2 separate regions of the Homo sapiens genome follow, and region 1 is linked to region 2. The links are chromatin loops, found by intact Hi-C in ENCODE. Cell type or tissue: IMR-90. All regions are shown on one strand. Each heading gives the region's core, and the rest is flanking DNA. Links, peaks and the distances in the headings are about the cores only.

Region 1 (5,389 bases), core at 131-5,130, 260 kb after region 2:
CTCAAACATTTATAAGAATAAATATTTATTGTTGTATGTCCCTAAGATCATGAGATAGGCCTTGGGGAAAAACCTATGCCTTGCTATGCATCGTCTGCTAATGGATACACTATGTTTTCTTATTTCTTTGCCTATTCATAGTCCCATGAGGGGTTACCTAACAGACCTGGAATTTGCCAGAGCGTGGATGATGTTTTTGGTTTTACTGTCTGACAATTGGATGCGGGTTAAATGTTCTCTTTAGGTCTATAACTGTTTAATAGGTTAGTATACTCAGCTCCTAGCCCAAATTCTAGCAGCTAACCAATTGCTTACATCTAGCTTTGTTCTGTGGAACCAATGGGATTGTATTTTACCTCTTCTACTATTTCTCTGACACTGAACACAAAGAGAATATGAAAAGTGATTCCTTACAGAGCTGGCACTTTCTGCTTAGAGTACTTTACTTAGGAGATTACATAGCCCAAGATTCAATGCATTCTCTACTAGTTCAATTGTCTTCTGGGAGTTGCAGTCACAGCAGGGAGGAAGAGATGCCTGAGTTTTTTTGTTTTCATTTTTCCTTCCAGTCCAGTCCTTGCATTTCTGGAGCAGGGGTAGACGGTTTGGGAGGTATTAAGGCTGTTCAGTTTCCTGTGTCACAGCACAGGCTGGGCATTTCAACCCAGGCCATTCCTGAGAGTTAAGAAACATTTCTCTTAGGGTCTAGAATATTACCAGTCTTGATTTTCAGTGCTGCAAGTTTTTATATATTTCTCTTTTCCTCAGAATTTTATTTTTTATTTATTTATTTTTTTTCAATAGGAGGTCTCAGATTGAAACCCTGAGTCCATGCACCATTGCTCCCATGCCTGCCACTTGTCAACCCTCCTGTGTAACTGGCTCTGTTGGATACTCTTTTCCCAAGAATTTTAATAAGAAGTAGGAAGAGGATGGGTCAGAGACTCCTCACGGGTTGCCATCTTAAATAATGGAATAAAAATGAATACAGCTATGTAACTAGAATATATGTGGCTTATAGGAAGGGAATAATTTTCCATTTCTTACCTAATTTATAGCAGAGTACTAGACACATAGTAATTGTTCAGTAAATCTTTTTGATGGATCAAATCAGTTTCATCTAAACCATAGACAATCCCTTATTATCCAAATGGCATTTTTTGGCAACCAAAAAATAAATTTTACACCCATTTCCAAGGTAAAACTATCATGCTATAAGATATCAAGTTACTTGATATTTATTCATTTGATGTAAATTAGAACCAAACTCATATGCTTTTTTTTCTTTTTTTTTTTTTTTTTTGTTTTGAGATGGAGTCTCGCTCTATCTCCCAGGCTGGAGTGCAGTGGTACAATCTCAGCTCACTGCAACCTCTGCCTCCTGGGTTCAAGCAATTCTCCTGTCTCAGCCTCCTGAGTAGCTGGGACTACAGGCACATGCCACCATGCCCGGGTAATTTTTGTATTTTTTAGTAGAGACAGGGTTTTGCCATGTTGCGCAGGCTGGTCTCTAACTCCTGGCCTCAGGTGATCTGCTGGCCTCGGCCTCCCAAAGTGCTGGGATTACAGGCGTGAGCCACCACACCCAGCCCCAAACTCATGCATTTATTATGAAGATTAAATAAGAGTATTGCTTACAGTAGTCAGTATAATGTCACTATAACAGTAAGTATGTCTTACAGTTAATAAACATGAGCTTTTATTATAAGCCTCTTAGAATGTAAGTTCCTTCAAGGCAGGACTTTGACAGTTTTCATCAACCCTATAGCCCTAATATCTTAGTGCTTGGTATGCGTTTATTGAAAAAAATAAATTAGGAATGAATGAGTAAATGAACAAATTAAGTCACACAGAGCCAAACTTTCTGCCATCCACTTTGGAAAATTGTCTACTGGTTCTTATTATTTGTGTTTGGAACTAATAAGTCTCAGTACAAGTTTACCATTTTGCGGCACCAATACAAGTAATGAAAACCTCAGAATGATTAATCTCAAAATGAGTATAATCAGTTTATAAGAGATTAGTAAGTTGAAGGAGATATTCTCTGTCTAAACTTGTTCATGATTTTAAAACTCGTGACAGGCACTAACAGCAGGTAATTCCATATAAATTAGTACTTGAGCCCCAACAAAGTTGCTTAGAGAAGTTTCTTTTAATTTTAATATAAGGACTCCCTGAAATATTCAGCATTTATGGCATTGCTGACATTAGTTCATTACAAAAGTGATTTTAGCTACTACTATGGAAAACATAGAGTGAGCGAGAAAATCAAATACCTTGGGAAAATCAGGCAAGTAAATATTTACAAACGACATTTACATTACATAAGACAAATGATTTAAGGGATTTTTTTTCTATTAAATGATCTTATTTATCTTATTTTATGGTGTTTATACGACTTCAGTGAAACTGCAATATAATTAATGAGCTTAAAATTATAATTACCTTTTAGCTTTTAAATCTTATGATCTTATAGTACTTCAGTCCTGGGGAAAACATGTTTTGCATCTCTTTTTAAGTAACTACAATTTAAAATGTTGTCTTCATTTTTGAAAAACAAGTAAGAGGGCAGGTGCGGTGGCTCACACCGGTAATCCCAGCACTTTGGGAGGCCGAGGCGGGCGGATCATTTGAGGTCAGGAGTTCGAGACCAGCCTGGCCAACATGGCAAAACCCTGTCTCTACCAAAAATATAAAAAATTAGCTGGGTGTGGTGGTGCACACCTGTAATCCCAGCTACTCAAGAGGTTGAGGCAGGAGAATTGCTTGAACCCAGGAGGCGGAGGTTGCAGTAAGCCCAGATCGCACCACTGCACTCCACCCGGGTGGCGGGGCAGCGGGGATCAGAGCGAGATTCTGTCTCAAAAAAGAAAGAAAAAAAAAAAAAAGGCAAGTAAGCATACTTAATGTCTGTTGTCATGCAGACATTTTTTGTCTCTGATAAAATGAGTCCAATCAAAGTGTTGTTTCAGAAATCTTGTGATTTTAAGGTTTCTAGAATTTTCCTTCGCTACAAGTCTAACGCTAATGCTTGAAGGTTAGAGAGAAGTCATAAAATAATAAAGCAACAGTATCATTATATAAACAAAAACAAAAATCTTCTTTCAAAAAGCCTTAAGCAGCTCCTTTTTTCTCCAGTGCCAGAAAATTCTGGCCCTTGAATCATTTGCAGTGGGCTCACCAGACTTTTCCAAGCCAACATTGCCATCTGCTGGTGAAGTTGCTATAATAGCTTATAAAATGAAGTGATGGATGGAGAGCGGAGGCTTTGTTTTAGCTTTTGTTTTAGTTTGACTACCTTGCATAAAAAGTTCATTGAATGTAACAATATTTTAGTAGCAGAATTTAACTAACCTAGTGAGATTTTAACTAAAGCAAAAGAGAAACTAAAATTCTTTAAGAACTAAAATTCTTATGAATTTTATTCAAATTGGCTTCCTGAAAGAATTTCACAATTTGCTGCAGAGACTAAGAGCACGGATATGCATGGCTGTGCTGTTTCCTACCTGTGTGACCTTCATAAGCTCTCTGTACCTTTGCTTTCTCATCCATAAAATAGACATACTCAGGACAGTGCTTGGCACACAATATGTGCTCAGTGAATATTAGTTGTTATTATTATTAATATTTCTTCCTAAGGTAGACATGAAAGAAAGCTTCTTGGTTATTTTGGAACACTTCTGATTTCTAAGATATTAATCTGTTTGTTTTCATAATCTTACAATAGCAAAACATAATGGAAAGTCTGAAATTTTACTAAAGTTTTAATTTTTACTTCTTGAAATTATTTAAGATCTTAAAATATGTTTAATTGAGGGTCATTTCAAGTTATAACCCTTTTTAAAGCAGTATTTCTATCTTGAATGTTCACATGTTTCTACAAATCCAATTTATTATGGTGCCAAGATTTGAAACATATGTCTATAAGCAAATAAAAAATGGATAATGCTTTTAAAAATGCAGCATTTAATTACTAAAAACAGCTTCTAGAATGTGAATATTATTATAGAAGACAAATGGCCGAGCCATTCCCGGATCACATAGTCCCTGAGCCGGAATTCACTGTGACGTTCCCACACTGTTTCTTGTCTCCCGTCAGCCTCTTGTTCCCCTTTCTTCACTTTACAATTTTTTTCTGTAGGATCATGCCCTTTCCGGTGTAAATTTGCCTATCTTTTCTCAGCTGCTGCCAAATCTTCTCTTTATCAATTACCCTAATCAATACCAAAAAGGCCCAAGAGTAAAGCAGGCCCCTTGAAGTCCTCAGAAGGTCATGAGGAGGAGGAAATTCTTCCATATTAATATCTGTGTCTCAGTCACATACATATGCTACAAATCACAATGAACACACAGTGCAATTCAATTAATAACCCCTATTCCCCAGTGCCAGAGATGTGAGGAAACTGTTACCAGATGTTTCTGTCTTAACTCTATTAGAATCCAATTTTCTAGTCATTGTCTCCTTTTCTGAATCCCAATCTTGTTAAATCTGAATGGTCACTTTTCTTACATGAGGGCTTTTAGACTAATTACAGAGAACTGCTGCAACACATCTAACACTAGTGTTTAACGATCACACGCCTTCAAGTCCTCCCAGCCTGCTCCTTGGTGCTCTCATCCCACTAAGGATGATCCTTAGCAAACCACATGGCCTTTCATCGCATTACTCAGGTTGAAGCCATCTTTAGCTTCTCTTTTTGTCTCACGTCTCAAAGTCAGTCCATAGACAACTCAACAGCTCTGCATTCAAAATACAGCCCTCGTCTGACCTTTTTCATCTCCACCATCGCTAATACCCTAGGCAAGCTGCCATCTTCTTTCCCAGGACTACTGAAATGTCTTCTAATTCACTTTTTATAAGTGTCAACCAGATCATGAGCCTTCTCTCTTCTAACTCCTCAATGTCTCCATCTCATATTTCAGATTCCATCCAAAGTCCTTAGAATGGCCTCCAGGCTGCACAGAAACCGGGCAGGAATGACCTTATTTCCTTGGACCTTCTTCTTCCACACTGTGCCCAGTCTCACAAGACTTCTAACTCTGCCTGAACATTCCCACTTTAGAGTATTCGCACTTGCTGTTTTACCCACCTGGAGCGCTCTTCCCAGATGTTGCAATGACTTGCTTCCTCATATCACTCAGAACCTCTGCTTAAATGTGACTTCTACATCCAGGGCTCCCCGAAACATGCTAACAAAGGCAGCCATCCCCTTCCTCACTCCATCCCATTACACTCCATCCCTGAACCAGCTGAGCCCTATGTTAATTTGGAGCACCAGTCACTCCATGATATTATGGATTTATTTGTTGGTGGTATGCCTCTGCCCTAAGATGTCTACTTCATCAAGGTGGGGTCTTTGCCAGTTCTTCACAACTATACTCCCAGTGC
Region 2 (5,389 bases), core at 53-5,052:
GAGAGGATCAGGAAAAATAACTAATGGGTACTAGGCTTAATACCCGGGTGATGAAATAACCTGTACAACAAACCCCCATGACACATGTTTACCTATGTAACCAACCTGCACATGTACCCCTGAACTTAAAAAAAAATTATAATGTCTGTAAATAATAGTAATATTTAACATTTAATACTATTTTATTATGAATGTCCTTTAGTTAATTATTTTTGGCCTCATTTTACAAATGAGGAAAAATAAGGAAAATAAAAGCTAAATAATGCGGGCACTGTTACACAACTAGAAGGTGGCAGAGCCTGGATTGAAATGCAGCTATGAATTCCAGAGTCCATGCATCTAATTGCAAAGTTTTGTAAGGTAAGTGTGGGAAAAGGGTAAGAAAGAGGAGGGAAGAGATGCTACCAAGCAGCTTAACCAAATAGTATTATTTAGTAACAACATGTGTTCTCTTTCAGTGTTTTTGTTCTTTCTATATTTAAACACTCCAGTGTAGTATACGTATATGGGTGTGTATATATACATATATATATAGATATATATATACATATATATATACATATATATAGATATATATATAGATATATATATACATATATATATAGATATATATATAGATATATATACATATATATATAGATATATATATAGATATATATATACATATATATATAGATATATATATAGATATGCACACATTTATTTTACTCTGAACTATCTAGGATGTTTTTTCTAGAAAGGAGAAATATACAAATATACAAAATGTACAAATACATTTTGAAGAGGAAAACAGTTTTAAAAGACTTTTAAGTATTCTAGAAATCTTAGAAATGACAAGTTTAGATATCATGAGATTAAAGAGAAATAACCGTGATTTTTTAAAAATGATCCTGGGAATGAAAGAGGTGGGTCTTCAATACACTAACATTTAAATTCTCAGCTTCAGGAGAAATTGAGTTTTCATTCATGCTCTGAACCCTCTTCCCTTGGCAATGAAGCCTCAGCATCCCTTTGCTTCTCCTGTGCCCTCAAGTGAGAACTGAGTTATGGCTGGCTGTCTCAGGAAGAAAATAACTATTACAAGACATAAGATGGGCTGGGGTGGGGGAGGGCTAAGGAAAGGCCTGCCATTTAGCTTGTAAAGTGCAGCAGCTGTGGCCTGTTTTCACTAATATCTGACATGTTTCTTTGGCCACTCGCCAAATTGAGCTGTACCCAACACTTCTCCCATCCTTCCTGTGCCTCCAGGATCCTTTGTAAATGCTACTTGAGACTCCAGTCTACTCCAAATCAATCCCCTTGGTTCCTTCCTCCCCTTAATGCACAGGCATCCCACCCTAATTAATTAACCCAACACCAGCTTCATCCAGGACCTTCCCACACTTTGCCCCTTCACGCAGCCCAGAAACATCAGCACATTCCTGACTTCATCACTTGTCAACTCCCTTTCTGTTAAAGACCAGTGTCCCCTTTCGCTGACCTGGCCTCTGATTTGATCTCACTTTAAAGTATCCCACTTTAAGAGACAGTAACAAATGCTGCCTTTTTCCTGTTTGGTTTGTTTATTCATGTTCACTCAGTCTATTATAATTAAAGACCAAGGGAATTCTAAGAAGAGCCCAGGAAGATGGTTTATGCATTTGATATGTGGATAAATCCAATACTGGATTTGTAACAAAGTTCACTTCACCTATTGCTAACTGTGTGAACTTGGGTGAGTTTCCTAAGCTCTTGTCATTCATTCAAATACTTATTGAGTGCCTGTTACTATGCCACGTTCTATTGTAAATGCTGATGCTGCAATTTAAACAGGGAAGCAAAAATACCTGCCCTCTGTGATGTTTATATCTTAAAGAGGAAAAGTAACTGTTAATAAATAGGTGGATTTAAAAATATAGACATTTAAGAAAAAATATAAGGAATGAGAGAAGAAGAATAGGGAGTGTCAAGATTAGGAGTAGAAAGGAAGGTAGCAACTTGGAATAGACCAGTCCCTAACTTCCTGATGCGATGTTTCACCAGGCCTGAGGTCATGCAGATAGCTGAGAAAAAAAAGCATTCCCAAAAGAGGAAACAGCAAGTGCAAAAGCCCTGAGACAGAAGAGTGTTGCCTGGCTTGTTGGGCAAAGAGACAGCTATGGCTGGCAGAGAACAAGAAAGCAGCAGCAGTTGATGTCAGAGTAACAGGGAGCTAGAACTCAGAGGGCCTTGTACATGATAATAAAGAGTGTGGATTTTACTTTGATAGAAATGGGAACTCACTAAAGGATACTGAATAAGAGTAACATGATTGGATTTACCTCTAAAGAATCTCAACTAACTCCTCTGTAAGAGTGTAGAATGTATAATAACAAGAGTGGCGAAGACTAGCCTGCCTGCTCAAATCCCAGTGCCACCACTTACTACCAGTGTGACTTTAAGCTAATTGTTTAACCTTCCTAAGCTTTGATTTTCTCATTTTTTCCTTTTTTTTTTCTTTTTTACAGAGGTAATCAAAAGTGTTCTCATTTTTAAGGTGGAATTGATAGTAGTTCCTCTTTTGTAAGGTTAAGAAAAAATAAATCAAATAGTGCATACTGAGGTGTTTAGCGCAGTGGATACCACCTAGAAAGCCTGACACACGCTGATATTATCAGGCTGGTGAGAATCAAGTTCTATAATGTATGTGCGGTATTTGCTTGTGTTGTCCAGCATAGTGGCATAGTGAGCACTTACATGTCATCTACTATCAGTTACTAGCATTACCAACTACTAACCCACTGGCTGTTTTAAAGTAATTTTGTACCTTTAAAAATTTTATAATATACCACCTTAAAAGAATCAGAATAGCAAAAGTTCACAGATAATTTTCAGATGTCTCTGAACCTTCTTATTCAAAGTACTCTGCAAAGCACTAGAAAGGCATATGTACTTGGGTAAAAGAGTAAACACACACTGTCTCTCTCTTTCTGTTTTATCATATATATAAAATAAAACAGAGATATACATAATTATCTATATATTAAACATATATATCTTTATGTATATATCTTCCCCTTTAAAAATTACTGATATATATAGAGAGAGAATTTTATAGATAATTTTTAAAGAAGGGGAAATTATCTATATATAGATAATATTTTAAAGAAGAGGAAAGAGTTAGTTAAGACAAGTTTCTGTGTGTTGCTGACCCCTGTTGGGTGGAAAAATTAAAATTGGTCTTCTGAAAGAAAGAAAAGTGAATTCTCAACTCCCTGTACATGATCCTGACCGGGAACCTACTCTCATCCATTTCACTGATTCCACGTGTATGGCCATGGATGGGGACATTGGAGGCCTACTGGTTCTTCGAAGCCCTACTGGTTCTTCGAAGACCTGCTTCATTACCCAAATGTTATGCAGCTCATACCTCATTTCTTTCCTGAGACCTAGACTACCTTAAACTGAGAGGGAGGATCTCATCTTTCTTTCCCTTGCCCACCATACTCACACACACAGACATACTGACATACTCCCAAAACAAACACATGTCCCCCAAGCTTAAGTCTCTTAGGAAACAACCACATATCCTAATCTGGTCTTGATAGTCAGCTCACGAGAACAAAGGAGAGGAAGATTAATGTAGAAACCTGCACTAAAGGCTGAGTACAGTGGCTCAGGCCTGTAATCCCAACACTTTAGGAGGCCAAGGCAGGTGGGTCACCTGAGGTCAGGAGTTCTAGACCAGCCTGGCTAACATGGCGAAACCCATCTCTACTAAAAATACAAAAGTTAGGTGGGTGTGGTGGCGGATGCCTGTAATCCCAGCCACTCGGGAGGCTGAGACAGGAGAATCGCTTGAACCCGGGAGGTGGAGGTTGCAGTGGGACGAGATTGCACCACTGTACTCCAGCCTGGGCGACAGAGCAAGACTCCGTCAAAAAAAAAAAAAAAAGAAAGAAAAAAACCTGCACTAGAATAAGTCCTAGTTCTTTCTTTTCTTTAAAGACAGACAAAATGCGATGTTTTAATTCTCATTTTACCTAATAATAAAGAAAAGATGTACCATTAAAATCAAGTAGGAAATTATCCTTGTCTTATTGTCACTTTTTTAAAAATTGTGCTATTCTGCACAGACCAGTTTCTCTAGAATGTTCCCTTGCTGACTTTTCCTCTAGTAGTATCAGTTATACCGAAAATCAGTCGTACTCTTACTTTATTTTACTGGGCACTATCAAACTTAACAGAAGAGGTATATAAAGGCAGGGAGAACTACCATTGATATAAGGCCTCTTCCGGACCGAAACGCGCAGCCGCACCTCTCTGTTCCGTCAGGTGGAATAGGCCCCCGACCCGGGATCTCTACCCAAAAGGAGGCGGTTAGAACACAGGTGTCCTATTCCCTTTAGTCCTCCATCCTTTACTAGACAAAGCTGCGCAATTAGAATAATAAAATGCAGCCGGGAGAAATTGTTAACGCTTGTAATCCCAGCATTTTGAGAGGCTGAGGCTGAAGGATCGCTTGAGTCCAGGAGTTCAAGCCTGCAGTGAGCTATGATCGGACCATTGTACTTCAGCATGGGCGACAGAATGAGACCCTGTCTTTAATAATAATAATAATAATAATAATAATAATAATAATAAATCCAAAACATCAAGAAATTGGTTGTGCCCTTTTAAAATACACTTAGAAGGGGAACGGTTAGAAATCTTAATTTCAGGGATATTTTACTCCTAAACCTATTCTTTTTGTTTTTGCAGAGATTGATCATGCCTACAATGACAACTGGAAAACAGAAATGAAACCATATAAGCCAAGCACTCACGCAATCTTTGTCCTCCCAGTTGACTTAAGAACACTTGTGAAGAAAATGTGGCGTCTTTAGATCTCAGGTAAGGGATCCGGAGCACTGTTTTTCCTGATACACCTCCATCCTGCAGGGTAGTTGGGAGTGAGGTGTGCTGAGAAGGAACAAGTTGTCCGCTTTAACTTGACAAGGCACGGCTTCCCCCGCCTCCTACTTGAAGTATTCTAGTTGCTGAAATAAATGTTCAGGTGTTTTGGGTTTTGTCTCTTCCAGCTCCGCCCGTCTGCGCCTCTCCAGCAGAGGGCGCCTTTTCCACTGGGTCTCACTGTGGGCTGCTGGGAGTTTTATTCGGTTTGGGCCGGGAAGGAGCTGTGCTGGATCCGCGCCCCCTGCCTTGGCGCCGCCTCTGGCCCCCTGAGCCGTGGCCCATCCCATGCAGAATCAATCGGGGCTCCTCACTCCCGCGCCTGCTCCCCGGGGGCTGAATCCGCCCGCCCGGGGGCCAGGTGCCGTTGAGATCCCAGGCGCTCCACCTGGAGGCCCTATCTGGATCGAAACTCGCACTCGCCCCGCCCTCTTGTTACCAGTTCTCTCCGGGCTTGTGGAAAGAGTTCCCCAACCCG

The links. A loop is a pair of places that touch in the nucleus more often than their neighbours do. Peaks named below come from ENCODE experiments on the same cell type or tissue, not always from the same donor. Only the 100,000 strongest peaks of a DNase experiment are listed, where the experiment ranks them.
Region 1: a loop joins it to region 2, with 3 times the contacts of the local background. A loop is called at or near these places in 21 of 110 quality-filtered maps.

Annotation. Positions count from the first base shown.
Region 1 is chr6:134,094,112-134,099,500 of GRCh38, forward strand. The region is part of intron 2 of LOC124901404 (a long non-coding RNA gene); the gene reads left to right. Among named protein-coding and RNA genes, the nearest start is that of SLC2A12, 44 kb to the left of the region's middle. In IMR-90, for the core only: a CTCF peak has its summit at 3,205 (motif pointing left); a DNase peak (open chromatin) is centred at 3,190; H3K27me3 peaks cover 427 bases.
Region 2 is chr6:133,832,874-133,838,262 of GRCh38, forward strand. The region is part of intron 2 of TARID (TCF21 antisense RNA inducing promoter demethylation); the gene reads right to left. It overlaps LINC01312 (long intergenic non-protein coding RNA 1312), which reads left to right. Exons shown (of 3, transcript NR_027030.1): 2 at 4,720-4,851. Among named protein-coding and RNA genes, the nearest start is that of LINC01312, 14 kb to the left of the region's middle. RefSeq lists a silencer at 5,092-5,141. In IMR-90, for the core only: a CTCF peak has its summit at 3,172 (motif pointing left); no DNase peak of the experiment used is centred there; H3K27ac peaks cover 586 bases.